Linked DNA regions of Mus musculus: regions 1, 2, 3, 4, 5 and 7 are each linked to region 6. The links are chromatin loops, found by intact Hi-C in ENCODE. Cell type or tissue: heart. All regions are shown on one strand. Each heading gives the region's core, and the rest is flanking DNA. Links, peaks and the distances in the headings are about the cores only. Region 1 holds the start of Prpf39 (pre-mRNA processing factor 39). Region 2 holds the start of Klhl28 (kelch-like 28). Region 3 holds the start of Gm51965. Region 4 overlaps Gm527 (predicted gene 527). Region 5 overlaps Prpf39 (pre-mRNA processing factor 39). Region 6 holds the start of Mis18bp1 (MIS18 binding protein 1). Region 7 overlaps Fancm (Fanconi anemia, complementation group M).

Region 1 (4,362 bases), core at 111-4,110, 140 kb before region 6:
TAAGAGTAGCAGAATTACAGTCATGAAGTAGCAACGACGTTTTTTTATGGCTGGGTCATCACATGAGGAACTGTATTAAAGGGTGGATGCTTTAGAAAGGTTGGGAACTATTAGACTATGAACCACAGTCCACAGTATTTTGGTCTAACCACTTATTTCTTCGTTATACTTAGATCTGGGATATACAATTTACTTTAGGGCAAACTATGGCTTGATCGATTTTTAAAGTAGTTTGTGTGGCGTTCTTTTTGTTGCTGCTGCTGCTGCTTTGAGTTTCGTGTAACCTAGACTCACCTCAAGCTCAAGCAGCTGAATATTATCTCAAACTTCTGATTCTTCTTCTGCCACTACCCAAGTCGGATTATAGACTTGTATCATGATTCCTGGGTAATTTATGTTTTCATGTGATGAACACACTTTAGTCAAATCAAATAGAATACATAAGAATTCTTGAGCAGTGAATTAGGAGTTTGGGAAGGTAAAACAGTGAGAGAGTTGATGTGATTGTTAAAGACTGCCCTGACCATAGGAATGCAAGCATTTGGTTCACATACATACATACATACACAGGCAGACACATGCATAAAAATAAATACATCTTTAAAAAAACAATGCCCTCTCTTGACTGCCCTTTCAGATGGTATACGTTTAAAAGTTGCTGGGTTTTTGTTGTTGTTGTTTTGTTTGTTTGTTTTTCAAGACAGTGTTTCTCTGTGATCCTTGGCTGTCCTGGAACTCACTTTGTAGACCAGGCTGGCCTCGGACTCAGAAATCTGCCTGCCTCTGTCTCTGGAGTGCTGGGATTAAAGGTGTTCGCCACCACGCCTGGCAAGTTGCTGATTGTTAGAGAATACAAAACTGCCCAATTAAGAGGTAAAGGGAAAAGCGTGACTATTTCATGCCCAACGGGGAGGAGTTGGCTATTTGGGAGCAGAGAAGCAGTTGAAGAGGTTTATACACCGTTACAAATCATCTTAAGGGCTTGAGAGAGGGCTCCGCGGTTAAAAGCACTGACTGCTCTTCCAAAGGTCTTGAGTTCAAATCCAAGCAACCATATGGTGGCTCACAACCATCCCTAATGACACCTGACACTCTCTTCTGGTGCGTCTGAAGACAGCTACAGTGTACTTAGATATAATAATAAATCTTTTAAAAAATCATCTTAAAAAGAAACATTCTGGAGACCAGTTCTAGAGGGAAGAGTAAAAGCCCAGTTGTGAGTTCTCTGAAATTCCAAATGGAAGATCGGTGAGTGAGAAAACATTCGCTCGCTCAATTGTCTATAGTTTTACTGACGGAAGACGAGATTTTTTTTTAAAAAACGGATATTTAAGAGTGGGGACTAGGATATAAACAACTGAAGAGGGCTGCTAAGATCATCAACACCAAGCTGCCTCTCTTTGCCCTGAAAGTTTTATGCCCAAATCCTTCAGAGCCTTTAACTCTCAAGCCCAAATGGTTAGTTTCGACATGCAGAATACGATTTAATCAGCCCATACTGTTTTGAGGTTTAGAAGTTTTAGGCTGAATTTCTGGCCATTTCCTGACACATTTTTCATGTGTAAAGCCTTGGCGGTTAGGAAAAGAATTACGATATTTTAGAGGTTTTTTTTGGAGACTGACGCTGGGCAACAAGTGCTGCTTAGCACAACCGGCTTCGCTATGGTTTGGGAAGCTAAGTTTGCGACTGGAGGCCACCCGGGGCGGGGCCTCGGTTGCGCGCGTCACGTGACCGCTGCGCCTTCGGAGCCGCCGGCGCGTGCGCAGTGTGATCCCGAAGAGGCGGCGGCGGCGCTGGTGGTGGTGGCTGCGGTAGCTGCGTGGAGCGAGGCGGTGGCAGGCCCACCTTTGGCGATCTTGGCCCAGGCTTCGGCTCATGGCACCGAGCAGCATCCATAGTGAGGTAACTGGGGGCGGACGGCGTGAGGCGGGCGGCAGGGGAGGCGCCGGGACGGGAAGGGCCTGCGCCACCTCAGGCCGCACCGGGCCGCGGCCTCCCCCGCCTGTCCGGCTCGAGGCCTGGCGCGGGGCGCGCGTCTCCTTCCCAATCCCACCTGTTGGGAAGAGCAGGCCTGGGATCTGCACCTTGAGCGGCGCCTCGCTTCAGGGGTGCGGCGGGGCGGGAGCCTCAGCCTGGATTATCGAAGCTGCTAACTGCTGAGGCTGAGTCCCCTGCTTCTCTAGAGCCGAGGGCCAGAACGTTTCCCATTGCACAGCAGCGTAAGCAAGCGGGTTTTTTTTTTTTTGGGGGGGAGGGGGGGAGGGGAGGCGACGCGGACACTTGGAAACAGCCTAGTAGAGTCTTTTTTAAAAAACAATCTGCTTATATAGATTTTTTTTTTTAACCTTTCGTGCTCAGGAGTCTGCGCGGTCTTTAAGTTAGTAAATACTATTCGGCATTCCCAATGTTAAGGGATTAGTAGTAATGTAGTAAGATTAGTAATGATGCAGTAATACGGTGTAGCTTTATGCAGATTCAGATGCCCGGTGTTCACGAACTTAACACTAGAAAGCTAATCTAACGTTTTCAGAAATACTTTAAAATTTTCAGCTGGTAGAAATGGTAATGCTAGGACTGTACGGATTCATAGACAAGAATAGGAAGCTAAGGCCGGGACCCATGGCAGTTTTTTTTTTTATAGTTCGTTTGAGAAAAATAGCAACAGCTGTTAAATTCCTTACTCTTCTCGTGTTTATAATCTCATTCTAGAGTTAAAAACTGTTATTCCGTGTGTTATTCATGCGCACTGGAGCTGTGTCATGTGCATGAGAACAGGAGTACCGTGGTCCCTTGAGGCTTGGCAGCTAGTGTCTTTAACTGTTGAGCTGCCTCTCAGACCCCAGAATTTTTAAAAGACTCAATATTTAGTGCTATTTGTATCTTAAAGTTGAATTGAGGAACAAAAAATTTGAACATCGTTGTAAAAGTTAGAGTTTTATTTTCAGAGAGGAGCAAAATTGTCTGTTACGCGTTAAGAGCTCTGTGTAAGACATAATCTCTGACGATTATGGAGACATTGTAAATACATAAGCAAGGTTCAATTTCTGGGACCTAATTGTTTAAAATGAGGAAACAAGATGTCTGTGAACATCCTACTTAGTCTCTAAAAACCGGTTGCCAAAACCACTTGTTGTAATAACCCCTTTTACAGCCTAGGGATGCAGGTGACTCATCGGGGCTGAGACTCTGAGTGATTCCGGATTGGAAACCAGCTAGCTAGCTAAGGAATGACTTAATTGGTCTGTGGTAATGCTCAGTGATATATAGTGTGTTTTATATGTCTTTATGGGCATAGGCATGGGAAGCATTAGGGAAAGAAAGTATTAGAGTTCAGGTGCATCATATTTAATGAGTTTCATGTTTAAGTCATCTAAAATTCCTTTTAACTTTTAAAACAGCATACTGATTGTTAGGCAAGTGTTTAACTTAATAGACCTCAGATAAAATAAATGGCAATTTTCAGGATGGAGGAACTGTGTTTCGATGTTATGCATACTTAATTTCCTACCTCATATATTTAAGCCTGCCATCCCTATGATAAATTTTATAAGAAGATGTCATGGCATAAGTATCCATTAATGTGGGGAGTTGTGGAAAGGAAGAGTTTTGTTAATCCGAGGAATAGCATATTGGCAAGAGTCACAAGGGAAAAGTGTCCTGAGCTCCTGAAGTAGTGATGAGGAATAGAACTGTATAATGAGTACGTTCAGAAAGGTAAAGTAGGACTGGAGGTGTCATTTGTTCAGCTGTTCCTAGGAATACAACATTGAGCAAAACAAAGTTCCTTTCTCTCTAAATCTCTTGATATAGTAAGATTTATTTATCTGCATCAATAATACCGCATTGTGCATTTTATTTTTTGCTGCACCCAAAATAGAAGCTGTATTTATTATTTGAATTGTGTGTGTATCTCAGCACATGCCCATAAAGTGTGTATCTGCTTTTTTTTTTTTTTTTAACCCTTTTTCTTCTGTGTGTGTATGTGTCTGTGTGGTGCATTGTCAACGCTGGTGAGTATGGAGGTCGGAAGTGTGGATGGCATTGCTGCCGGGGAATACCCCATGGGAACAGGAGATGCTATAAACAACTGAGCATCTCTCCAGCCCCAATACATTGTCTTCTATGTAGCTGCATCTGGCTGTATGTAACCCAGGCTAGTCACCGGGTTACTGAGATTACAGTTGAGGATGCTTTCAGTCAGGGCCTTCCTGTGTAGTCCAGCGTATTGAGAACTCTTGTTCTTCCCAAGTTTGTTTCCCAAGGGCTTTTATTGGAGGCTTGTAACACCATACCTGCCTGACTTGGATGTTTTCTGGTTTTATTTTTCTACTTTAAAAAGTCAGAAGCTAGCTGGAAGTAGT
Region 2 (4,362 bases), core at 178-4,177, 210 kb before region 6:
TTCTCACTGAAAAGTAATTGTATTATTTCTTTTAAAAGTCTGCCGAACAACAACAAATCTGTTTTCAAGCTTGGTTTGACAGTGCACACTGGTAATCTCAACAATCAGAAGACTGATAGGAGGGTCAAGACTTCAAGACCAGCTTGGGCTATACAGTAATTCAGCATTAATGTTTCAAATACAGACACACAAAAAAGTTGCTCTTTCATGCCCCAAAGGGGTGTGGCCGTATAGGAGATACTCTTAGTTGAACTGAGTCTATTTATAGTTTCTTTTACAAAAAAAAAAAAAACACTCATCAGCTATCAAATTCTCATTTTGCTTAAAATAATGTCTATCAACCTAAATCCTCTGTGCAGAATTCTCTTAGGACTGTAATGCTAAGAACTTGCACCACAACTGAAATTGTCTAGCGATCTCCGTCTCCAGGAGACTGAAAGACTGCAGAGACTCTGGAGTATCCTAGGGGAGATGGGAAAGGTGGAGGTGGGGCGAAAGGAAAAGTCCCACAGAGGAGTTAAAAGATAAAGGCTTTAAGCACTCCGTTTAATGCAAAGGGGAAAACACTGATTCTACCTATCTATAAGAAAACTTGGTGATGCGGACAATGAAAAGGGACAGAAGCCTTTAACACTCCATAGCCAGCGGGTGAAGAGAGGAAAAGGAGGCAAGGGAGAAGAGGGCGGGGCGAGGAAGGTCCCCAACGACAAGAAAGTCTTTTTTAAAAAAGTACTCTGTGTGCTTGGCCTCGGTTAGGTTCTCCTGTACTACTAAGCAGGCTGCAGGTAGAAAGAATCTTATTTTGGACAGCAGTGAGTAGAACGTTTACAATGGTAACCAGCACTGTGCAGAACATGTCGTCTCTCTCTGCCTGCTCTGGTCCAGTTCTTTGCCTCGCATTCTGGCTCCTGGGGCACTCGGGGAACACACCACCAAAGCCTGCACCACTGTATAATAGCAAAAGGAAAATACCTGAGTCCCAGGAATAACACCTGCAGCAACAGGAGGAGGAGCCACGGAAAACTGGAACCCGGGATGGGATCCTCTCTTGCTCCCGTCAAACCTCAACTCTTATGGGTGGGGTGGAAAACTTCCGCCCCGGACAAGGGAGCGTCATTTCCGTCTAAGGCCTTGACCCCGCCTCTTCATTCTGGCTACGTTCAGACTTCCTCTTCCAGGAATCTTCGGCCTATGCTTTAAGTCCTTACATGGACTACATAACCCAGCATCCACCGCGGCAGATTGGTTTCCGGGTCAAGAGGTCCGCTCTGGGTGCATCACCATGGAAGCGCTCGGTTTGGTCACGTGGTGGCCCTGGTTACGCCGGGTGGCGCCTGTGGGGTCCCAGGCTCAGCGGGGGCCATTTTGCCGGAGGCTGGCTCCGGGAGTGGAAGGCCCGAGCGGCCTGGCAGCTGACCGGAGCCGTTCCTTCTCTTCCTCTGCAGCTCGGGGCTTGGAGAGGAACTGGAAGGCTGGGCTTCATCCAGCCCTCCCAAGACGGCAATGGTTCCCTCCAGCTCTCGCTACCTGACGACCCTCCATGGCGGCCGCGCCTTCCGAGCTGCTCCCGCTGCCGCCTCCTGCGACCCCTGGTTCCTATCGCCTCCTGAGCCGCTGTCGTCCTTACGCCCCAGGGACTGATGGTCGTCGATCCGGGGGCACCATGAGAGGCGAGAAAAACTATTACTGCCGTGGGGCTGCCGGGGATCATGGCTCCTGCCCCGCGACGCCGTCGCCTCTGGCCTCGACCCTCCTGTTACCGGCGGAGGCTGTTTCAACTAGCTGGTCCGGGCCTGGAAGTGGGCTCTCGGGCGGAGATGAGGAGGAGACTCGGCTTCTTCAACTCCTGCGCACCGCACCGGATCCTTCCGAGGCGTTCCAGGCTTTGCAGGCTGCCTTGCCGCGGCGAGGCGGCCGGCTTGGCTTTCCCCGCCGCAAGGAAGCCTTATATCGGGCGCTGGGCCGAGTGCTTGTGGAAGGCGGCAGTGAGGAGAAGAGGCTCTGCTTGCAGCTTCTCTCGGACGTTCTTCGGGGTCAGGGCGAGGCGGGTCAGCTGGAAGAGGCCTTCAGTTTAGCGCTTTTGCCTCAGCTCGTTGTCTCGTTACGAGAAGATAACCCTGCCCTACGGAAAGATGCGCTGCAGATCCTGCATATTTGTCTTAGGCGTAGTTCTGGGCAGGTCCTGCGAACTCTCATCCAAGGCCTGGAAAGTCCAGATGCCCGGCTTAGAGCTTCCACTGCGCTGTTGCTCCCTATCTTGTTCACTCCTGAGGATTTGTTGCAGGGTTTGGATCTCACTGAAGTAATAATATCTCTGGCCCGAAAGCTTGGCGATCAGGAGATGGAAGAAGAATCCGAGACAGCCTTCTCTTCACTTCAACAAATTGGAGAACGACTTGGTCAAGAGAGGTTTCACTCCTACATCTCGCGTTTGCCTTCTGCACTGAGGAGGCACTACAATCGCCGCCTGGAGTCCCAGTATGGAAGTCAGGTTCCTTATTATTTGGAGCTAGAAGCCTCCGGGTTTTCTGAAGATGCTGCCCCGTGTGTAGTGAATCTTTCCAGTAGCAATCTTAAATTTGAGATTATTCCCCAGGAACTCCATGCAAGACTGTTGGATCAGGAAGATTATAAAAACAGGACTCAGGCTGTTGAAGAACTAAAGCAGTTGCTGGGAAAATTTAACCCAAGTTCGACCCCTCATGCTAGTCTCGTTGGTTTCATTAGCTTATTGTATAACTTGCTAGACGATTCCAATTTCAAAGTGGTCCATGGCACACTTCAAGTTCTCCATTTGCTGGTCATTCGCCTGGGAGAGCAGGTGCAACAGTTCTTGGGACCAGTTATAGCGGCTTCTGTGAAAGTGCTGGCAGACAACAAGTTGGTGATCAAGCAGGAGTACATGAAAATCTTCCTAAAGCTAATGAAAGAAGTGGGTCCTCAGCGGGTGCTTTCTTTGCTCCTGGAAAACCTTAAACATAAGCATTCCAGAGTACGGGAGGAAGTAGTGAACATTTGCATCTGTTCCCTCCTGACCTACCCCAGTGAGGATTTTGACTTACCCAAACTGTCCTTTGATCTTGCTCCAGCTCTTGTGGATAGCAAACGCAGGGTACGCCAGGCAGCTTTAGAGGCCTTTGCTGTTTTGGCATCATCAATGGGCTCAGGTAAAACCAATGTTCTTTTTAAAGCTGTAGATACTGTTGAATTGCAGGATAATGGCGATGGGGTGATGAATGCCGTGCAGGCCCGATTGGCCAGAAAAACTCTTCCACGGCTAACAGAACAGGGATTTGTGGAGTATGCAATACTCATGCCGTCTTCGGCCCAGGGCAGGTCAAGCCATTTGGCACATGGAGCAGATACAGACTGGCTTATGTCCGGTAACAGGACTCAGAGTGCACACTGCTACTGTGGTGACCACACCAGGGACAGCATGCAACTTTATGGATCCTACAGTCCAACTATCTGTACCCGAAGGGTTTTAAGTGCTGGAAAGGGGAAAAATAAACTGCCATGGGAAAATGAGCAGCCTGGAGTCATGGGAGAAAACCAGACCTCCAATTCCAAGGACATTAAAGATACCGAGCAGGTATGCTTAATATTCTTAACTTAAAAGTAAAAGAATTCACAGTTAAGTTTTTGAATTAAGTGCTGATGTGAACATCCATTATAATAGTATGGGGTAGGTCAGTGCTTTTAATGGTTTCCTTGATTAAACTTGAGGTACAATGAGCTATGGCCAATAAGTGGGTGTCAATTATGGGTTGTAATCATGCCACCTCAGTCATACAGCAAACACTGAATACCCAGAAGGTACCAGATAAAGAACTAAACTGTACTTCCAAGTGGTTTCTGGAGAGGATTATAACCCGGCAATGAATGTGTTAAGTGCTAGGCTAGAAGTACAGAGTGCTGGGGAATACCTGATTCCAGTAGAAAAACAAAAAGCAGAAAAGCCTTCAGGGTTCTGATCCTTGAACTCAGATTCCTGTCCCTGCGAAGCTTTTGTTTTAAAATTTACTAATCTACATGTAAATTCAGAGTACCATTAGTACTGTATACTTCATCTGTATTTCCCAGTTAACATCTTGCCTTATTTTTACTCTGTATTTTATGAACCACTTCATAGTAAATTGCACACATTTTGGATTTCATTCTTTTACATTATAACATACATCGTCTTAAAATAAGTTATTTTATGACTAATAGTAATAAAACGATAGAATACTAGTAATTAAATTGTATATAGCTTTTATTTAGTTTTTTCCATTTGTTCCCAAACTGTGTTTTACATTTATTTTACAGTTATCATCCCCTATCCAATTATAGTTGGTGCCTTTTTATTTAGTATTATGTCTC
Region 3 (4,362 bases), core at 240-4,239, 260 kb before region 6:
GGAGTGTCTTGCTGCTAATTAGACCATGTCCCCCTAGTTTCCACACTCACCTGACCACCGTGCAACTCTCCCTTCCTTATCAGCACAGAGTGAACCCTATCGCAACCCAAAAGATGTCCCTGCAGTTTTGGTTTTCTCCTATTTAGCTTTCTGTGAAGTGCTCTCTGGCCATCTCCTAAGTGGGAGCTTCTTGCCTGCTATCCTTAGTTACCTGCAGCAGAAGCAGGAGTATAGGAAGGACAATCAATAGCATCTCATAGATACTATTATAGATACTGTATCTTCCTGGGCATTGGGAGGTGGATGGGGCAGACAGGTAGGCAGCCTGAGAACAGGAGCCCAGAGCCTTGTCTTTCTCGTCTTGTCTGTCTCCTTTGGCTTTTTCATACCCAACTCTAAGCCCTCATATTCATGTTCCAGATTCTGTCATCTTAACCTTTCATCTCCCTTTAGCTCTGAAGTCCATCCTTACCGCAACACATGTGAGGCTCATGAAGTTTTAACCATGGGTCCTTTTCCCCCACTTTACTGAAGACTGAGAGCTAGCTCCACTGTCACTTCTGCCCTCTAGATTCTGACCTGTCTATGTTTTAACATGTAGCAATTCACATAATTGTCCCAACCATCCCTTGGGAAAATCCTCTAAGTACTCAATGCTGGTGAGCATGTGGAGCAAGCAGAGCCTTCATGGTGGGAATGCACAATCTCACATCTACTTTGGAAGATATTGTAGGCTTTTTTTTTTAAGTTAAACATGCATCTACCATATGATCAAGTAGTTCAGACACTCACACAACAGCAAAGGCAACGTGTCTATGTACATATTTTCTTCCACAAAAATCTTCATTGCAGCTCTCTTGAGAAGAGGTTAAGACTAGATGCACTCTGATTGTCCGTGAACTGTTGGCTAGAAAAGAAAATTCAGCTTATCCACACAGTGAATTACACTTAGCATTAAAAAAGAAACTACTGCCCAGAGAGCATAGGTGAATACCCAAACAGCTACACTGCATGGAAGAAGGCAAACAAAGAGGTGACAGTACTTATGTAACACTTGAGAAGATGGAGATGAATATATACTAAAAATAAAACAATGGTTGTTGCTTAGGTTTGGGGGCAGGAAGGAAGAAACTATAAAGGAGCACAAGGACACTTGCGAGTGAAGCACACGCTCATCTGTGGCTTCACACCACTGCACATATGTCAAAACTTGCCAAATGATATGTACTTGAAATATGGTCCACATGTCAGTTACACCTCAATAATGCTACATACTTTAATGATACATCTTGCTGCTCTTCTCCACCCACCGCCATCTATATCTGCTTTTAAGAAAACAATGAGCTATTTACTGTAAAAATGAACTTGGCGTCTTGGAGAGACTGTGAATTAAATACATAATCAACACTTACAAATATTCTAAAGGGGTGTTCTTCTACCAAGGTAAGTTTAACATCATGTGAACTTTTTCAACACAATAATTTGTCTAAGCTATCACAGTATTAGTAATTCTCATCTGTAAAATGCAGTAAGAAACTCAAAAGCCAGAAAATGAAAAGAATTGCTTTGTAGGAATTACTACTTATAATTCTTTGGGCAGAGCAATCTTTTTCCTCTTCTTAGAGAACTGTTTCTTCTCTTATCTGCACTCATGCTTTTTTTTTTTTTTTTTTTTGCCAGCCTGCATACCTCCATCTAGAGAGATTTGTGCATAAGGTCCTTGTCCAGCCTTGCATAAGCATTATGTCATTCAAGAAGGTGTTGTTCAAGAAGGCATCCACTTCCCTTAAGCTCAACCTGTGAAAACTCCCATCTAATGGACTGGCATTCAGCTCTTCATATCTGCCCTCCTGTATTCTGGAGCCCTTTACAGTCTTTATTGAAAGACTCGATGGAGTAATCTGACCATCTCCATTTCTGATTGAGAGTAGACGTAGCGTTTCTAAGGAGTACCCTCCAGGTACAGAGTCACACAGGGCTTTAACTCTTCGAAGATTAAAAAGCTACTAATGAAAATTAATTATGGGTAAAGCCGCAAACTCTAGAATTAAAACATCTTCCACTTGAGTGTCTGTCTCTGTCACTTGCTGAGTGGAAACATCTCTAATTTTTGAGCACTATAATGGGGCTTTACTACGTATTAATAGTATTCCCGTCCATTGTAAAATACTGCTATGGCTAATCTTAAAACGGTTTTTATGATGCCAATTCAATTTTTTCCATATACATCAACTTCAAATACCTATACAAATGTAAATGATTATCTCCCATAGTCATAATATGCTAAGAAAATAAGCTTTCTCTTTCTGAGTTAAGGATTCCTAGAATCAAAATAAAAACAAGACTGGTGCAAAATTGGTACTAATTTCAAAATGCCAAACAGCTTCAGCCCAGACAGCTGCGCCTCAGGGAAAACCCAGCCCATTTCCGGCTGCCCCACCCACCTTGTCACCTTGTCACTCTGGGGCCCCGCCCCTCTCTGCCAGGACCCGCCCTCCTACACTTGATTCTGGCTCGGATTGGGCAAGTCCGAAGGCTGTACACAACCCGACACGCGCACGCTGGGCGGGGCCTTCGCGCCTGCGCAGCCTCGCGGCTGGCGGCTGGGCTGGCCTGGCCGGGCTGGGGGGGGAGGGGGTGGCCCGCGGAATCCTGCTCCGTAACAAGCGACGCGCCGCGCCCCGCGGTCCCGGCTGCGTGGGCCGCTCGGGTGGGGCTGGGCGCTGCGGCTGCGGTGGCTCCCGCCGCGGCGGGCGCGATGGAGGCCGTGCCGGAGGCCCGCACGCTCGCCGGGGCTGGCCGAGGCAGCCGGAGGAGCTGGTAGATGCGGCGGCCACGGCGGCGGCGGCCCGGGCTCTCCATGAGCGAGCGGCGGCGGCGACGGGTGCGGCGGCACCGGCGGTCTTCGGTCCCGCGGGAGGTAGGCGCGGAGGAGCGGTCTGCGGCCCCGAGACCTGGCCGCCCGGGCGGGAGGGTGGGCGTGGCCGCGCGGGCGTGGATTCCCCAACTCCGCAGGACAGCGGGTCCCGTGCCCCTCGGTAGTGCGGTGTTCGGTTCCCGCGACAGGTGGTCGAGTCCTCCGGGGAATGCAGTGTGATCCCTGGGTATGACAGCTCAGAAAAAGGGGGTCCTGTTGGTGGAGAAACTGAGGTTGGGGAGTTTCCCAGGCTCAGTGCTACTGAAGGCGCTGGGATGGAGGCAGGTAAGAGGCAGCCCAGTATATCCATCAGGGACGACGTGCCAGAAACTCCGAGCTGTTTCATTAAAGCTCTTTGCAGCCGTCTCTCCCTTTTCTTTCCTTTTTTAGTTTGATTTATTTTAAGTTTTACTGTAATTTACATTTGAGCAACTGACCGACCTATTGCTAGAATTTTAAGCGTTCCCAAGGTCTTCCAGCCTTGCCTCTAAAGTTAGGTGGTGCCTTATATATCTTAGATATCATGCGGTCTAAACGGTGCAGATTTATAATCATTGCTTTTCAGAGCTCTAGTTACCCTTCATTTGATCACATCCAAAAGTTAATTTCAACAGAAACGCTAGGATTTAGGCTTCCTTTTCCAGTATAATATTTAGGAATCCAAAGTTAAGCGCCTAAACCTTGGTACAAAAATTCTTTAAAATTCAAGAGGTAAAATTCAGATCATGAAAAGTTTTTCTCATTTTAAGAAAATTGTTTGTTGAATGCCTTAGAGTTTTTGGGTTTTGGTTTTAACTCTAAATGAAACTAATCAGTTTATCTTAACGTGTTTCCTTTTGTTTCCAGATGTGTCACACTCTGCTATTTCAAAGTGATTGATGAGAGCCAATGCTAACAGTCTATATATAAGCCCCCAGGATTCTAAGCAAATATAGTACTAGATAATTTAGAATGCAGTATCTTGTCTCAAGTAGAAAACAGTGTACACGTGTTAATGTACAGTGGAATTTGCTACCACAGAATAGTTTTGAAGTTAATTTTGGACATAAAACTCAGGTTTAGAAGTGGGTTTCTGTTGGGTTCAGGAGGACGTGATATTTGAAAAGAAAAGGTAGTCCAAGTGAGACTGGCTTGAGCCATTTCTTTCTTGATTGTGAGTGTGTGTGTGGAGGGGGGGGTGGCTCAGATTTATCCCCTTAAACGTCTTTGTGTAAGTGACATTGGAAAGCAGTGTTGTCATTTATAGTTATTTGTTCCTAAGTAAAGTGAAGCTACTTCTACAAAATACTCTCAACAGAGATTGTTATTTTTTAATTGCTTATGTAACATACATAGGATGCAAACACCTTTATTAAAATAGTGCCAGTGACTCTTAAAACAGTGTCTGGCTGTCCTCAAGGTTAGGAGATGGAAATGAAGCCGTTTAAAGGAGAAGGACACTCCAT
Region 4 (4,362 bases), core at 123-4,122, 250 kb before region 6:
AGTGTTTCTATTGTGTTATGAAGAAATCTAGGCTGATAAGCTCTTTGAAGTTAAAACATGTCTGAAATAGCAGTGCATAAATATTTAGGTAGCCTGACAGTTTCAGCGCTCCTCATGTAGTTTAGTTTGTCATCACATGTTGTGAATTGTTATCAGATGTAAGTATAAAATATGTTACTATTGCCAGTTGATGAATACAAAGCAAATACCTTTTCTCTTTTTCCTCATTGCTGAGTAGGTACAATAAAACCTTGGTTAACCGGAACCCAGCTAATCAGGACCCTCAATTAAGCGGACTTTTTTCTGCATTCCTCATTTAGCAAAGGTAAATGACAACCAAAAAACTTAACACTCTTAAAAAGAAGTTAATAGGGGCATAAACATTCATTCCAATCTTTAAGAAATGTCTATGTCCACATTATTTTGTGCATTGGGAATTAATATTTTGAAGGATGGTTTTATAAAACCATAGTAGATCTTGAACATAAAAGAAGAAAATATAAAAGATACATATGGTAATGACTCTTAAGAAAAAAAATGAACCTAAATAGTTCAGCAACAGGTACTGAAGTAAATGGCTAACTTAGTACAGTCAATAATATTTTCCAATCCGAGGACTTTGCCCTGAGCATTCCGGTTAATCGAGATTTTACTGTAAAGTTGTATTTGATCAGTATGCTTAATATTTACTGTGAGAGAGAGAAAATTCATTTCATGTTAATAGAAGATCCTGAAAAGGAGTTATTTCCACTCAGTCATTATTGGATCTACCTTCAAGAAAAATCTGTATGCATAAATAGGAGCTATTTGATGGTTCAACAGATTCATGCTTTTATAACTTAATATAAATATAAACAATTGACTTTTCCAGGATTTTTTAAATTATCACTTGCAGTATAGAGAACCCTATAAACCTCCAGAACTAAGAAAATAAGGTAACAAGACAGTTATTCCACTACCTATTAGAATAGTATAACTATGCTTACTAGAAAATTAAGTTCAGAAGTGTTGAGAAGTAGTTTGTCCCATGTATAATAATGTTCATGCCCAATTTTCACTTTAGGTGTGGTGGCTTAAGAGAATTTTCCCAGCGAGTTTTCTGCCACGGGGCACCCCCTTTTGTTGTGTTAAATATGCAGCATTGGAAACCTGAAGACCTGGCATATGTACCCTATTACTTGGATTTATCTGATCACAAGTAGGTAGTTGGTCGTCTGTGTTTGTTTATTTGCTTGATTTACAAAACTAGAGAAAAAAACTAGTCCACCGTGATTTTTACTAGCCATTAAGATGCTGTTACCTGAAGGTGGTAACTCAGAAAGAGGAGGATTCTTGTGAGTATGAGGCCAACCCATTGTACTAGGGAGTTCTGGACCAGACATCTACACAGTAAAACTCTTAAAAACAACAACAACAACAACAACAATACAAGGCCTTTGGGTTCTGAGTGGGATCAGAGTCCACTATGAAGAAATGGGGTAATAGCAGCATGTATAGTGATTAGGGCCTTGATTATAGAACAGAACAAACCCTGGTCTTGCTTTTTATAAGACCTATTTAACCTTGGAGCTGTCACTAGTGTATATATATATATCAGTTCTTATTGATGAAGCAGAAATGATAGTATATATCTGTAAGGGGGAGTAATATTTTTAAAGAAGACTATCATAAAGATGAAATCTAATCACTTTGTTACATGTTGCGGTTCATTTGCAGATATTTGCTGGAAGGCGCCACTTTATTTAACAAAGAGGAGCATCATTATTCTGCAGCCTTCCAGATTGACGGACATTGGATGCACTATGATGGCCTCAGAAATGTGAATTTAATTTTGTTAAATAAACCCCCAGAGTTTCTCCTCTTGTCATCATTGGTTTATATTCGAGCAACAGAGAAATAAATATAGACTGATGCTGAATTAAATTGTTCTCCCGCCTGCCCATGCTCCCAGATGAAGGGCTTTTGTTCTGTATATACTTGGTATCCAAGGAAACAGTTGAACTATACTAGTTTCAGAGATGTATTTTTCATTGTTTTGCCCCAGGTAAATGTTTTATATGGATGATCTATGCAAAAAATGTATTTTTAAAGTATTTTCTGGGTTATTTTTATACAAGCATATGTTATGTTCAATAAAATGTATCTCGTGGCCTTTGTACTTTTTATTTATATAAATACCTCAACAGTTTTTTACACTTCTATCCTTAAATCCAAGAAAATACTTTGTTATTTGAATTCTAGATTTCCCTTTTTAGATACCTGAGTAACACCTAGCATAAAGTCAGTATTCTGGTTACCTGACTGTATTTCTTTGCCTTACCTTCAAGTGCACTGCATTGGATTTAGTAGGATTTGAATGGATGGCTTATGGATGGCTTAGTTTACCAATTGCTTAGTTCGTTTTACCCCTTGCTAATTTCCTTAAGGCAATTTTTAAAACTATATATATATTATATATATAATATATATATATTGTAGATTAAACCATTTTTTTGTAGTAGCAAGTTACTATAGCTGTTTGCCAAAGTGTAAACCCACCAGCACATTTCAGGCATTAGCTAAGCTTCAACTTTAGTTAAGGTAAGCATTACAAATAAATTATGTAAATATCTCATCATTAAATTAATGAAAATTCTCCAGTAAATTATTTTGCAAACAAGGCAACTATCAAAAATATTAGGCCACTGGATGTTTATTAGTGTTGGACTAACATTAAAAAATGTATTATATATTTAAGAGGGAAATAGGGTACCTAGTAATACTTCCAGATCAGTGTTTTAGTGGGGCAGAGAAAAAGATATATTTTTAAAAATGAATAATATCTGGTTCCCTTGAAACAGCTTACTAATGTCAGGAGGCTTGCGTTTGAGCCACGGGTGCAAAGTCAAACCATTTAACCGAATTTCATGTTTTGTTATAAATAACCTAATGTCACTCATCTTTTTGCAATTTAAAGGGAAAATATTTTTAGGGAGAATACTTGGTGAACTCTCATTAGTGTTAGTGTTTACAGCGAAATACCATTGCTTATGTTTGGCGTTGAGACTGGGTGCAGGATATCTGAAGACTACATGACCACAGACTTCACTGCCGAATACCAAATTGCTATGGTTTCATTCTAAATCTTCCAATGCTGTGGTGCCTGGAGACAACTTGCTCAAAGGATGGGCAGCTGAGGGTGAAACCTTGCTAACATCTCACTTTCAGTCAATATTAGGAAAAATATTTTTATCAGAAGATAAGAATGGTAGTATTTTTGTAAATCACCCAGGGTTTATTTAAATAGTTCCCCAAATATGGTTATTGGAATTTGATTTATAGCAGGCTTTTCTAGTAACATGTATTGCATGAATCAAACTATACAGAACACAAATATTAGTGTATCCATACAAAATGGTATGGTTATATTATAGACTAAGTTATTCTTAATACAGATTCTTCAGGGAGTTGCACTTTATTTAGGATATTAGTTTATTGTAATGACTTACCTACCTCACAGGGTTGTTGTGAGGGTTAAGATGTTAAATTTTTGACTACCTTGAACATGCTAATAAAACATATTTCTACCTCTTGTGTATAGATAGTCTCCCAGCTTCTGTCTTACAAACTTTTTACAATTAAAAAAAAATTATCAAGGTAGTGTTCATATCACTAAAGAAAATCAGTCGTATCACTGATGTGTGGTAGGGTTTAATTATTCCTTCTGGACTCTGAGAGGTTGGCGCTGAAGAAAAGGTCATCTGTTGTTTACGTTGCTCATTGGCTTCTACAAAAGAAACCACACTCAGCTGGCAAGCTGTAGACAAAGTCAAATGTGAAATAGCATGTATAGAATGTGATGGTGTTGAAGGGGCACTTCCTTTATAAAGCAAAACACCCTTTGAGAAATGAACCTGAAAAAGGGGAATCGGAAGAAAGGGAATAATATTTCCTTAATCAAAATGTCACAAACTACCCCAGAAAGGCAAGGAAGTAATTTTACAGATTGAGCTACACTTGGGGTGGATTAATACGAGTGGTGTTACCCTCAACTTGTGCCAATCTCACACTTAATTTTTTCAAAGTGATTTGTATCCATGTGTGTTTCTGTGTTGTGTGTGTACATGTGTGTGTATGTGTTAGCTTGTGTACAGGTCCAGAAAAGCAAGGTTGTGTGTGTACGTGTTAGCTTCTGGGTAAGAAAAGATCTGTGTGTTTGTGCATGCAAGTTAGCTTGTGTGTGTGTATGTGTGTGTCTTTTGTGTTTATGTTTGCTTGTGTGCCGTACAGAAAAGGTAGAAATCTGCATATACACTTAGTTGTGGCTTTATTTTTTAACTTGGAAACTTTAGTTTTAAATAATGTACCAAGCACTTGGTGTAA
Region 5 (4,362 bases), core at 146-4,145, 130 kb before region 6:
AATGAAATGGCAAATGCTGTGAACCTTCCAGTGACAGAAGCAGAAGGAGACTTCCCTCCAGAGTTTGAAAAATTTTGGAAAACAGTAGAAATGAATCCTCAGGATTTTACAGGCTGGGTATATTTGCTTCAGTATGTAGAACAGGAGGTTAGTAACTCTTTAAATGGTGTATGTGAGAATTACAGAATAATCCAGTAGTATCAATTTAAGCCTTTCTGTTTGTCATTAAGGTTACTCTCTCAAATAATCTTCAGATTAGTAATACTAGAAGCATATATTTTAGTTTTGAAAGTTACATATCATTAATTTTGGAGAGTCTGGGGACACGATGCTGAATATTATGTAGTAATTGAAGTTTGTATGAAAGTTATTTAAAGTTGGTGACAGTTACCTTGGGCATGTGGGGTGCGGTTCGGTGAGGTGGAACACACTGGCCTGGTACCAGTGAGAGCCTGGGTTTGATCCTCAGCTCCAGGGAAGGGCAGGTTACTGTGCTATTTGACAAAGCTGGTATTTATTCTTTCTCTGAGAAAAATTTCTAAGATCTAACACATTGTTTTATTTTCATCAGAATCATTTGATGGCTGCCAGGAAAGCATTTGACAAATTTTTCGTACACTACCCGTATTGCTATGGTTACTGGAAAAAGTATGCAGACCTTGAAAAGCGACATGACAACATTAAACAATCAGATGAGGTGCGTACATCAATGAATACAGTTTTCTCTGTTAGGTACTGTAAGCCAATTAATAACAAAACAGACTCTTTTTTTCTGGCTGGCAGTACCTACCATTTATGGTGAAACATTTTTTATAGGGTATTTTATTTGCATTTGTCACTCTTGTGGCATTTGTAGCTAATATTTTCTCTCTTTGTTGGCAGGTGCGTTAACCCTCTACAGTTTGTCAAGCTTTGCAGTGCAAGCCTCTGTATTACACTGCAGCTTAACAAGTAGGGCAGGGCTTTTCTCTCACGTACATTTATTTCTCATTTTCCAAACAATAGAGTTGGTTTGCTAGTCACATTTGCTACGTCTTATTGCATTTTTGGTCAGACGCTGTCATTGATGCTCTAATGGGTCTGTGCCCTATGGTCTGTAACCCAAAGCCTGCCCACACAACCCGGTCAGAATGCAGGGACTGCTGCGCTTTGAAGATCAAGACTCTGCACGTGGGGATCAGAACATTGCCATGTTCTATCCAACCTCCACCCAAATGGTAATGGTAGATTATTTAAACAAAATTCCAGTAATTAGTATTTCTAAGGTTCACCGGATAACACAGTGTTGCCTCTCTTTTAATAAACAATTAAATATTTGAGGTACAGTTTATTGTTTTCTTCTTAGGTTTATCGACGGGGGCTTCAGGCAATACCTCTTAGTGTTGATCTTTGGATACATTATATAAACTTCTTGAAAGAAACATTGGACCCTGGTGATCAGGAGACAAACACTACAATAAGAGGGTATGTTACATATTTGACACTTAATGTATTTTAAGACATATAAGTATGTAGGTATTGATAAGAGAACTATTTGTGAATGCTAAACTGGAAGTTAATATTTATTTGCTTCATCCCTATTTTAAAAAATGGTACATGAAATAAACTTATGTGTGATTACTTAAGACATGCAGTCTTCCTTTTTTCCATGCACACACCTCTTATGTCTCTAAGTTACATCTTACTCACTTGTGGTTAATGTCCCCCCACCTCCACCCCATCTTAGTTTTGCATGTCACCTGTGTGCCTGGTGTGCTGGGAGGGCCAGAAGAGGATCCCCTGGAACTGAAGTCACAGACAGTTGTGGGCTTCGAGGTGGGTGCTGGGAACCCAGATCCTCTGGAAAAGCAGCAGGTGGCTTTAAATGCTGAGCCATCTCTCCAGGCCTGTGGTTAATGTCTTAATGTCTGTGCCTCCAGATATTATATAGTGTACATATTTGTGTGTGTTTTACATACTGGTCTTCAACTTATTTTTTAATGGGATGCTTTAGAATTTTTCCCACCCATATTTTTAACTTGAAAGAAACAGTGTGAAAGCCCTGTATTTTATTTACCAAACTTTACTTATGGGACATAGTTTTACAAAAAATGTCTCTGAACATATATTTTTGTGACATAAACATGTCTGTAAAGGCATTTTGCAAATGTTCCTCCAAGATAGTATCGATTTTAAACTTCTACAAAAGTATGAAAGTAGTCACTTTTTCTTGGCTTTTTCACTTGTTTCCACCTGTGCTATCTTTCTTTAAATATGGATATATTAGGGTTGAAAAGATGTCTCAGCAGTTAAAAGCACTTACTGCTCTTTCAGACAAACTGGATTTGGTTTCCAACTCCTGTGTGATAGCTTGCAAACATCTGTAACTACATTTCCAGGTAATCCAAAGCCCTTTTCTAGACCCTGGCACCAGGCATGCATACCTATACATAAATACCTACACATAAAAAATAAATCATAGTGTGTCCTGATTTATCATTTTATTATATGAATTTGTGTGCTTGATATTGAATCCATGGCTAAGTATATTCTACCACTAATAGGAATTAGTCTATTTATGAGTTTTATTAAGAATATATGTCTCTACCAGGTTTTCCCATTTCCTTGTAGTATAACTATATGTTAGGCTTCAGTAAATGTTAATTGTATGTATTTTAGTCATTTTGAATCTATAGTATTTTTCATCATCGTCATCTTCAGCAGTCTATTTTCCCTGGGCTTAATTTCTTCTCACTTAACCATGTTTCTCATTTGTGTAATAAAAAGGCTGTTCATATAGCTTTCCCAACAGGCCTGTTGATAATCTGTAAATCTTACCTTTTCCCCCTTCTCCCTCTTGTAGCTGTTTCTGTTCTGCAGTATGTCCTCAATGCTATTATCTCATTCACCATGGTTCTAGGAAATGTCTTTTCCTTACTTCTAGATTTCAGATTTTGTTTATAGGAGTTTGTTAGATACTTTTTCTTTCTTTATACCTACTTATAGAAGTATATAGTTAATAGCCTCTTCATAGAGGATCCTTGAAAAAGAAAAAATATTTTAAAACCATTTAGGTTTTTGTTGGAGAAATCATATTGTTGGTCTAAGGCTTACAGTGAGCAATTTCTTCAGAGAGGAGACCTGGTGAATGTAAACCTAAGTTCTGAAGTCTCCCAGCTGGCCCGAGTTAGAGTCATCTAGCCATTCTTTCTTACTGTGTTTCTTTCACCAACTTTTCTTGGTTTCTGGTAATTCTCTAGATTCACTGAGATTGGTCCAGAGTAGTAACATCTTTATATATATACAAACATGCATGTGCATGCACGCTCACATTTGGACACTTTATCTTCCTATAGTAAACATTTCTTCCAGTACTCCTGTGTCTTTAAACTTTGTTTTGTGAATTACCATTCACAATTGGAGAAGACCCAAGTTCAGTTTCCAGTACTCACATCAGGTGCTTGGATTTACAACTACCTGTAAATCCAAATCCAGGACATCCAGTGTTCCAGTCTGATCTCATATATTCATATAGTCATACATACACACACAAACAAAAATATTTAAAAATAAAAGCAAATGAACTTTGTTTAGTGACTTTTTATTATAGTTTTTTTTCCTTAATGTATCAAAATATTGAGTCTTGCCAGCCATGATACCAGGTAACTGTAATCCTGGTACTCTGGAAGTATGGGCAGATAGATCCCTGTCAATTTGGAGTAGGCCTGGTCTGTACAGTGAATTCCAGGACTACATAATGAGACCTCTCTTTAAATATTAAGTCATTGGATCCTATGTTTTGTGTATCTCTCGCCAAGAATGTATAAATACTGTATTTTTAATTAAAAAAATTATTTAATGGATGTGGGTGTCTTGCCTGCATGTATGTCTATGTAACATGTGAGTGCCTGGTGTCTGTGAAGGCCATAAAACAGTGTTGGATCCCAGATCCAACTAGAGTTAGAGATGACTGGGCCACCTTGTGGGTGCTGAGTTTCTGGGTTCTCTAGAAGGGCAGTCTGTGCACGTTAATCCTTCCTGTGTTAAATAGTTTAGTCTTTGTATGTTGATTGAAAATGTCCTCTTTGTGTTCATTAAATTATTACACCTTTTTTTCCTGTTTCCTCTTAGGCACTATTTTTTTTTTTAAGATTTATTATTTTACTTTGTGTGAATGAATGCTTACCTGTGTATATGTACATGTGCCGTATCTCTACCAGGTACCCAGGAAACTATAATGCCTTTCTTATGATATTTTCAGGAAAATGCTTAACTCATTACCCTTTTATAAAAATACTTATAGTATTTAATAGTATATAAAAATCAAATTTGAATTCCTGATTTTCCTAAATTAGAACTTTTTTGATTATATTAAAATTGTAA
Region 6 (4,362 bases), core at 242-4,241:
AAGCTGAACTGAGGCACAAGGCCCATAGACCCAGTTATTTGGAAAGCAAGAGAATCGTAAGTTCAAGGCCTCCAAGATGGCTACAGAGCAAAGTCACTACAGATCCTGCTTCAAAAGAAAAGGTAAACATGAGGTTACAGCCAGTGGCCAATACTTGTTGCCTGCCTAGACTGGAAGACCCTAGGTTCAAACATGCATAATGAGAAGGAGGAGGGGTGGGGGAAGGAGGAGGAGGAGCAGCAGCAGCAGCAGCAGCAGCAGCAGCAGCAGCAGCAGCAGCGCACCTCACCTCCATATGTCAATAGTCACATAGCTTAATAGTCATTTGGTGTAACTTGAAATCATGATAGTTAAAGAACTAGGTTTCAGAAGCAAGCCACCAGAGGCCATCCAGAAGCTCAGATAGGAGCCTAGCCCAGACAGGGCCAGTGTGCTAATGAACTAACCCCAAGATGGTGTTGATATGGAAGTAAACCAATCTCAAGCTGTGGGCCCTAAGAGTACAACGCTAACACCACTACCTCCCCCCCCCCCCTAATAAATTCTGAAACTTTGAGAATGGTGTCTCTAGCCAGTGACAAGAAGACTTGAGACATTGGCCTCAGTGACTAAGGAACTTCAGGTACTGTTGCCAAGCCCACACAGGACCAAGTCAATGTCCTGCTCTTAAGTGTCTCCTGGGACCTCCAGCGATGCAATATTCCACCCAGCCTGCCACAGCTGAAGGATTTTCACAGCAAATGTGGGTTCAGCCCTCAGCTTCCAAAGCATCATTGCCAGAAGACTCCCCAGTAGAACCCTGCTGCAGCACTTCTACCCAAGCACTGTTACACGCTTGGTGAAATGTATGTGTAAATTTTCTACTAGCATGATATCATGAGGAATGCTTGTGTGGATAAACCAGGCATATTCAAAAGACAAATCCTGCAGGAGATTTAAATAGTAGAGCACCTTACCACCTACCAGCTCCTGCTTCTCCTAGTGACAATTCATTTATAAATCTCAATTCGATGTACTCAACAACAAAAACAATAAGAACATTAAAAACTGCAGAAGGATTAAATGGCAAAACAGACTTGATAGCCACATTTTAAAAAACCCACATCACATGCTTATGAGCATAAGCACGTTAAGAAACCCATAAAACAACAACAACAAACCATACATACTGGCAACATTACACGGATTCAGCAGGTTATAGCTAGGAATATATATGTGTGTGTGTACATATTTGCAACTGTTATTGGTGAAAATGAACCACTGAATTTGAAAGAGAGTAGGGAGGTTTGTAAGGGAGGGTTTGGAGGGAGGAAGGGGGGAGGAGAATCTAAGTAAATTATAATCTCTAAAATAAACAACAACAAATGCGCCTGACTGTACAGTGTTATACTTTAAGGATAGGATGAAGGAACCTTCTGTTTTTCTTTTTTATTATTAGATATTTTCTTCATTTACATTTCAAATGCTATCCCCAATACCCCCCCCAAACCCACCCACTCCTGCTTCCTGGCCCTGGCATTCCCTCATAATGAGGCATATAATCTTCGCAAGACCAAGGGCCTCTCCTCCCATTGGTGGCCTTGTACAAGGCCATCTTCTGCTACATATGCAGCTAGAGTCAAGAGCTCTGGGGTACTGGTTAGTTCATATTATTGTTCCACCTATAGGGTTGCAGACCCCTTCAGCTCCTTGGGTACTTTCTCTAGCTCCTTCATTGGGGGCCCTGTGTTCCATGGAACTTCCTGTTTTCCAAACAAAATCTCTAACATCTACAGATGCCTGCAACAAGCATGGTATTCAATCCTAAGAACGCATAAGCGGCTGCCTCTAGGAATGCTGGGTCCGGAGACAAAGAGTTGGGCATTCCCACGCTACTCCTCACGGAGACTTCGGATTTTAGAACAAATCTCGGGCGCTAGGGCAGCAATGTTAACGAGCGAACAGAGCAGAAGTTAGACGCCCGAGAAGAGTCAGGCGGGGACCCGGCCGATCGGTCCGCGAGGCTGAGCGAGCAGAGGACCTACCTTGGTGAGGACAGCAGCTCGAGGCCGTGGTTACCCAGGGCTCGCAGCGCCTCAGACCCACGGAGGCCCGGGCAAGGGCTCCACGCGTGTCCGCAGACTGAAACTCCGCTCGCCTTCCTCGTCCACTTCCCCAGCACGGACAAATAGCGCTGGATTTCAAATCCCGAGAGCCCGCCCCCCGGTGCCTGCGATTGGCCCGCGCAGAGGTTGCGACACGGCGCGTCTTCCGGAACTCCAGGAAACAGGAGCACAGCCCAGAGCGGCCCGAGGCTGTGAGAGCGGAAAGCGTCCGACCGAAGCCCCTCGGTTGCTCGTGGAGTTTGTTTCTCTCCACAAGGCGGGCCCCCGGGAGCGCCTCGCCACTCCTCCCGTGATGCTCCGCGGGGAGAAAACCCCACGACGGTTGACGCCCAGCGGCGCTTACCGAGGCGCGATTTACTAAATTTGACCCTTGCGGGCCACACTTGTTAGTTCTAGGCTGCGCTTTCTCAGTGTAGTCCGTTTCTGAGGAGAAAAACTGCTTTAGAGAGTTTGAAAGAATTTTTCTTTCAGTTTGCTGTTTAGATTTTCTTCGGGCCAGGAAAAAAAAAAAAAAAAAGTTGCTCCCAAGTAGTAGACTGAACTGGCTCTTCCAGAGGTCCTGAGTTAAATTCCCAGCAACCACATGGTGGCTCACAACCATCTGTAATGGGATCGGATGCCCCCTTCTGGTGTGTCTGAAGACAGCTACAGTGTTCTTTATAATAAATCTTTGGGCCGGAGGGTGGCGCACGCCTTTAATCCCAGCACAGAGGCAGAGGCAGGCGGATTTCTGAGTTCGAGGCCAGCCTGGTCTACAAAGTGAGCTCCAGGACTATACAGAGAAACCGTCTCCAAAACAAAACAAACAAAAAAATTCAATTCCCAACAACCACATGAAGGCTCAACCTTGTACACAACCATATCTGTACAACTATAGTGTACTCAATATACATAAAATAAATAAATTAATCTTTAAAAAAAAAATCTAAGGACCATAGTAGAATTTCTTTTCTCAGTGAATGTCGGTTGCAGTGCGTTTTGTGGCACTGGTTCCTGAAGTCTGTTTTGCCACTTGATAGTACATGCCTGTTATCCTAAGACTGGGAGGTTGAGGCAAGAGGATGGAGAATCAATCGGAGGGCAGCCTGTAGTATGTGTTGGGGCTCTGAAAGGAACTGCTTCCCCTACAGATGTGTTATATCTCTTCCTCAGCTGCCAGGGAAGGTATCCACAAAGCTGGCATAGCAGTTCTGCTCCAGCGGTTGAGACACAACACACCTCACACAGGAGAGTGGTTGCCTTTAGAAGAAGCAGGGACCTGAGCTTGATTGAGGCAGGGATATTATATTGGAATTCTTGGCGGGGGACCCCGAGGGTGGAGACCGAGGGACTCTGTTTCTTAACCTTAGTCTTGGGCTTGCGATCAAGTAAAGGTCAAGGTGGTTTTTCTCTTAGCCCTGGTCTTAGGGTCAAGTCAGGAGCATGGTGTTTTTCATTTGCCCTTTGACCATACCTCTATTGACTCACAATCCCAACAGGGGGCCTGGGAATGCGGTGGGGGGTGGGGGTGGGGATCATGAATTTAACATTAAGAATGGAAGTGGGCTAAGTGGATAATGTAGCTCTGCTCTCAGCTAGTCCAAAGGCTTAGGTAGTAGATTAAAATTTTAAATCTATCTTGGGTCACAGAATGAGTTTGAGGCCAGCAGGGATGACCTAACGAGATCCAGTCTCAAAACCTAAAGAGTGCTAGGGTGTGGTTTCATGGCAGATTACTTACTATGCACAAGGCTCTAGGTCCTTGTCCTAGGGAAAAGAAATTTAAGTGACTTTTTTCAGATTTCTGAATCATAAGTCAACCAACTATTCTAAGTTAGAAGCAAGTGAGAGGAGAGGAAAGCATCAGGGAGGGAGAAAATGCCCTTGCAGGGCCATGAGAAAATGACTGAGTGTGGATCTGAATTAAATTTGGGAGTAAAGGTGGTCAAATTCCAGGCTAAATAATACAATCTCATAAGTACTATAAGTATAAAATGTACCAACTTGGTGTCAGGTCCAAAGCCCCCCCCCCCCCCAAATACCAGTGCTGGTAATGTTTTCCTAAATAGGACATTGACCATCATATAAAATCTTACTTTTCTGTCCTTTTGTTCTTCCTTCTGTCTGCCCCACCTCCAAAGAAATAGCCTTTGCAATTTGATCCCCATTAACTCTTAGGCCCTTGGAGTGGTCTAGTCTAGTGTTTTCACTGTGCCGTTGCTTATATTCAGATCCTCCAAGAAACTGATGCTGTGAAAGATTAAACATGGGGAAGAAT
Region 7 (4,000 bases), core at 1-4,000, 90 kb before region 6:
ATACAGGTTACTTGGCCCAAGATATCTTCATTGTCTGAACGAATGCTTTGAATCCTGGTTCTCTCTCTCTCTCTCTCTCTCTCTCTCTTTTAATAGATTTATTTGTTTGTTTTATGTATATGAGTATACCATCACTCTCTTCAGACACACCAGAAGAGGGCATCAGATCCCATTACAGATGGTTGTGAGCCACCATGTGGTTGCTGGGAATTGAACTCAGGACCACTGGAAGAGCAGTAGGTGCTCTTAACTGCTGAGCCATCTCTCCGGCCCCTGAATCCTGGTTCTCATACAGCAATTCTATTTTGACTTGAAATACTAGGGATGAAACTCGGGCCTCAGCCTACTGGATAGATAGCCTACTACTGAGCTTCAGCCCCACCCCCTCTTACTTTTATTTACATTTTTTTGTTATTATTTGCTTACTTAGAGATGAGATCTTGCTTGTGTGGTTCAGACTATCCTTGAATTTGCTGTAATCCTCAGATTCTTACACATTCCACATTCATCTTAAAAAGGAGTTCTTTAAAGCACCAATCCAAAAAGTGGTTTTTTTTTTTTTTTTTTTTACTCCAGTGGTTTTTGACCCCTTTGGGTTTGAGACCCCTTTGGGGAGTGTTAAACTAGCCTTTCATAGGGGTCACATATCAGATGTTTATATCACGAAGTAGCATCAAAAATGATTTCATGGTTGGCGATCTGTATTAAAGGGTTGCAGCATTGGGGAGGTTGAGAGCCACGGGCCTCTATCTTCTACTTGTCTTGGCCATACATTTGCTTTTCATCCTTCTACAGTATCCGAGGATATCACCTCTAGCACTCTGCTGGGTAGTTCTTGTCAGCTTGACACAGAGTCACCTGGGAGGAGGCCCTAGCTGAGGAGCTGCCTCCACCGAATGGGCCTAGGGATATGTCTGTGGGTCACCTTGATTAACAATCATTGTGGGGTGGCCGGCCTTGCTCATGAGTAAGCCGCAATTGTCTGTCTTTCTCTCTCTCTCTCTCTCTTTCTCCCTTTCTTTCTTTCTTTCTTTCTTTCTTTCTTTCTTTCTTTCTTTCTTTCTTTCTTCCTTTCTTCCTTTCTTCCTTTCTTCCTTTCTTCCTTTCTTTCTTTCTTTCTTTCTTCCTCTCTCTCTCTCTCTCTCTCTCTCTCCCTCCCTCTTTCCTTTTTTTTTCTCGAGACAGGGTTTCTCTGTATAGCCCTGGCTGTCCTGGAACTCACTTTGTAGACCAGGCTGGCCTCGAACTCAGAAATCCACCTGCCTCTGCCTCCCGAGTGCTGGGATCAAAGGCGTGCGCCACCATCACCCAGCAAGCCGAAATTGTCGGTGGTCACTGCTTTAGTGCCTGCTCTGACTTCCAGCACTTCACCCATTGACTGTAACTTGTAAGATGAAATAAATTTCTTCCCCACAGTTGCTTTTAGTTGTTTCATCAGAGCAACCAAAAGTGAACTAGAGTAAACACTGAGACACAATGGTTATTGAGGATATTTTGTCTTGCATAAACCTTCTTTCTGCAGTGCTGGGATGACTCTTAGCACCTTCTGTGTACATGTAGGCAAACACTTTGCCCACTAACTTATGTCCTCTGGCATTTATCAGTAATGCTTTCCCTCCTGTTTCTGTACCTAACAGTGTAGCCCAGGCTGGCCTAGAACTCATGCAGCCCAGGCTCACCTTGATTTTTGGCTATTTTCCTATCTTAGCCTCGTGAGCGCTATGATTATTACTGGTGTGCCCCACCATGTCCAGTTTCCTTTGTTCTTAATTGGAGTCATTCTGCTGAGGTCTGCCTTGTCTATAATAATATGCCTTGATATGTGGTGTCTAACACCTTTTAAAAATACCTTAAAATGGTGCTGGAGAGATAGCTCAGTGGTTAAGAGCACTGTCTGTTCTTCCCGAGATCTAGAGTTCAATTCCCAGAAACCAAAATGACTCACAACCATCTATCCTGGGATATGATGCCCTCTTCTGTCATATAGGTGTGCATACAGATATGTGCTCATTTACATAAATAAATTAATCTTATTAAAAAAATATCTTAAATATGGTTGAGCATTAGTCAAGATCCAGCTTGAATATCATTAAATCTAAATCATTTGTTTATGGGATAAAATGATTGGTGGTCGTTCCATACACCAGACTATCACTGTACCAGTGGAGGAATAACCGTAACAGACCAGACATAATGCCCTGTTAAATTGAACCACTATTATTTTCACAGTGAGCAGATGAAATTAAAGTCCTTTTTTTTTTCTTTTTATAGGTGGTAAGAGAATTGGTCAAATACACCACTCACTTTCGTATCTTGGCTCTTAGTGCCACGCCAGGTAGTGATATCAAGGTAAGTACTGTGACTTTCCATTTATTATGTGAAAGAAAACACGATTTTTTTTTTCTTTTGGTCTTTTGAGACAGGGTTTCTCTGTATAGCCCTGGCTGTCCTGGAACTCATTCTGTAGACCAGGCTGGCCTCGAACTCAGAAATCCACCTGCCTCTGCCAGCCAAGTGCCGGGATTAAAGGTGTGTGCCACCACGCCCGGCTAAAAACGCAAATTTTTATATGATGCCAGATCAGTTTTCCAGTTTACTGTTTACCTGGTATGGCTTATGGACATTTATACCACTGCAGAAGTTTCTTTGCAGTAGTAGCATCTGTCCCTCTCTCTTTCCCCCCTCTCCCTTCTTTTCTTTCGGTTGGAGACTGGTTCTGGTTATGTTGCCAGGCAGGCCTTCAACTTGCTCAAGGGATCATCGTACCTCAGCCTCCAACTTGGTTATGACTGCAGGCTTGAGACTGCAGCAGCTGCTCTGGACCTTGAGCGCAGAGCCTTAAGCATGCTATGTCTGTGTTTTTCTGAGCTCCTAGCCTCTCTTTAGTATTTATTGAGCCACGGTCTCCCTAGGCAGGCCTGATCCTTGCTTTACCCTCATGAGTATCTCAGGTTGCCACCTTAAGGGCCTAGCTATGTATTTTTGTTTGAGTGTTCACTTGTTTGTTTGTTTGTTAAATTTGATTTTTCACTATTTTTGCCACCACGATAATTTGTAGAAGATTAAAATGTTTATATGACTCTCACCTTGCTTTTCCTGGTGTTAGTTAGTATTGATATAACTATAAATTTAAACCACAATATTAAAAGGGCAAACTAATACCTCCTCTGCAGATCTTACTGAGTTTTTCCAGTGTGCTCCTCACACACACCACCCCCATGTTTTTTTGTACTCTGCATTATGATCTAAGATCCTACTTTGTGGTTAAATACAATGTCTCTTCCCTTCAGTCCAAGATGTGATGGTAGTTCAGTCTTACTTCCCAAGACTGTATGCTTTTTTTTGTTTGTTTTGTTTTGTTTTAAATAATTTATATAGCATGTCTGTGGGAGGGTGCCCGGTCCCCTAGAACAGGAGTTACATCCAGGTGTGAGCTGCCATGTGGGTGTCACTGGAGTTGAACCCCAGTCTTCTGGAAGAGCAGCCAGTGCTCATAACCTCTGATACATCCCTCCAGCCCTGACTGTATGCTTTTAAAGAGGAGGTGTGAGCTGTTTAGTAGAATGTCACTCAGTTTGGGTTTGTCTGGTGCTTTTGTGATGGTCTAGAAATGAAGTAGAACCTTGCTCCGCATAGGCTAGCAAGAAATGCATGCTATTGATTGGATTGGTTAAGGTGATAGTTCTGGTCTTCTGTGTTGTAAACGTGCCTTTCTTACCTTGTGGAGGAGCTTCACTGAAGCATGCACACATCCTGCTTCAGCATCTCGTTACAGTTCTAGCTGCAGCAGTTACTTCTTTAACATTGAAGCTTTGTCATTTCTTCCTTCCTTTCCCTAGTTTCTTTTACTTAGTTTTTTTTGTTTGTTTGTTTGTTTTTGAGAAAGGGCCTTATGTAGTTCAGGGTGGCCTTGAACTCTCTATGTGACTGAAGATGACCTTGAACTCGATCCTCCTGCCTTCACTTCTGAATCCTGGTCCTATAGACATGCAATCACCAG

Evidence for each region. A loop is a pair of places that touch in the nucleus more often than their neighbours do. Peaks named below come from ENCODE experiments on the same cell type or tissue, not always from the same donor. Only the 100,000 strongest peaks of a DNase experiment are listed, where the experiment ranks them.
Region 1: a loop joins it to region 6, with 4 times the contacts of the local background. A loop is called at or near these places in 2 of 42 quality-filtered maps.
Region 2: a loop joins it to region 6, with 10 times the contacts of the local background. A loop is called at or near these places in 12 of 42 quality-filtered maps.
Region 3: it touches region 6 in a loop (4-fold over the local background); 4 of 42 quality-filtered maps call a loop at or near these places.
Region 4: a loop joins it to region 6, with 3 times the contacts of the local background. A loop is called at or near these places in 4 of 42 quality-filtered maps.
Region 5: it touches region 6 in a loop (2.2-fold over the local background); 2 of 42 quality-filtered maps call a loop at or near these places.
Region 7: it touches region 6 in a loop (3-fold over the local background); 7 of 42 quality-filtered maps call a loop at or near these places.

Annotation. Positions count from the first base shown.
Region 1 is chr12:65,034,566-65,038,927 of GRCm38, forward strand. Prpf39 (pre-mRNA processing factor 39) reads left to right here and starts at 1,769. Exons shown (of 14, transcript NM_177806.3): 1 at 1,769-1,903. In heart, for the core only: no CTCF peak of the experiment used is centred there; a DNase peak (open chromatin) is centred at 1,776; H3K4me3 peaks cover 2,186 bases; H3K27ac peaks cover 1,026 bases.
Region 2 is chr12:64,964,437-64,968,798 of GRCm38, forward strand. It overlaps Klhl28 (kelch-like 28), which reads right to left and starts at 1,100. Exons shown (of 5, transcript NM_025707.3): 1 at 973-1,100. It overlaps Togaram1 (TOG array regulator of axonemal microtubules 1), which reads left to right and starts at 1,306. Exons shown (of 20, transcript NM_177805.3): 1 at 1,306-3,592. The coding sequence starts at 1,541. In heart, for the core only: a CTCF peak has its summit at 2,453; a DNase peak (open chromatin) is centred at 1,255; H3K4me3 peaks cover 4,000 bases; H3K27ac peaks cover 1,818 bases.
Region 3 is chr12:64,915,272-64,919,633 of GRCm38, forward strand. It overlaps Gm51965, which reads right to left and starts at 3,288. Exons shown (of 2, transcript XM_030247022.1): 1 at 2,453-3,288; 2 at 1-907. The coding sequence starts at 3,263. The coding sequence ends at 2,457. Gm527 (predicted gene 527) reads left to right here and starts at 2,640. Exons shown (of 5, transcript NM_001025605.1): 1 at 2,640-2,920. In heart, for the core only: no CTCF peak of the experiment used is centred there; a DNase peak (open chromatin) is centred at 2,550; H3K4me3 peaks cover 1,472 bases; H3K27ac peaks cover 893 bases; H3K27me3 peaks cover 44 bases.
Region 4 is chr12:64,922,444-64,926,805 of GRCm38, forward strand. Gm527 (predicted gene 527) reads left to right here. Exons shown (of 5, transcript NM_001025605.1): 4 at 1,064-1,198; 5 at 1,717-2,148. The coding sequence ends at 1,900. Among named protein-coding and RNA genes, the nearest start is that of Gm51965, 6.1 kb to the left of the region's middle. In heart, for the core only: no CTCF peak of the experiment used is centred there; no DNase peak of the experiment used is centred there.
Region 5 is chr12:65,042,661-65,047,022 of GRCm38, forward strand. Prpf39 (pre-mRNA processing factor 39) reads left to right here. Exons shown (of 14, transcript NM_177806.3): 2 at 1-147; 3 at 572-697; 4 at 1,346-1,464. Among named protein-coding and RNA genes, the nearest start is that of Prpf39, 8.5 kb to the left of the region's middle. In heart, for the core only: no CTCF peak of the experiment used is centred there; no DNase peak of the experiment used is centred there.
Region 6 is chr12:65,170,425-65,174,786 of GRCm38, forward strand. It overlaps Mis18bp1 (MIS18 binding protein 1), which reads right to left and starts at 2,156. Exons shown (of 14, transcript NM_172578.2): 1 at 2,025-2,156. In heart, for the core only: a CTCF peak has its summit at 2,736 (motif pointing left); a DNase peak (open chromatin) is centred at 2,327; H3K4me3 peaks cover 2,980 bases; H3K27ac peaks cover 1,834 bases.
Region 7 is chr12:65,080,761-65,084,760 of GRCm38, forward strand. Fancm (Fanconi anemia, complementation group M) reads left to right here. Exons shown (of 23, transcript NM_178912.4): 3 at 2,272-2,349. Among named protein-coding and RNA genes, the nearest start is that of Fancm, 7.2 kb to the left of the region's middle. In heart, for the core only: no CTCF peak of the experiment used is centred there; no DNase peak of the experiment used is centred there.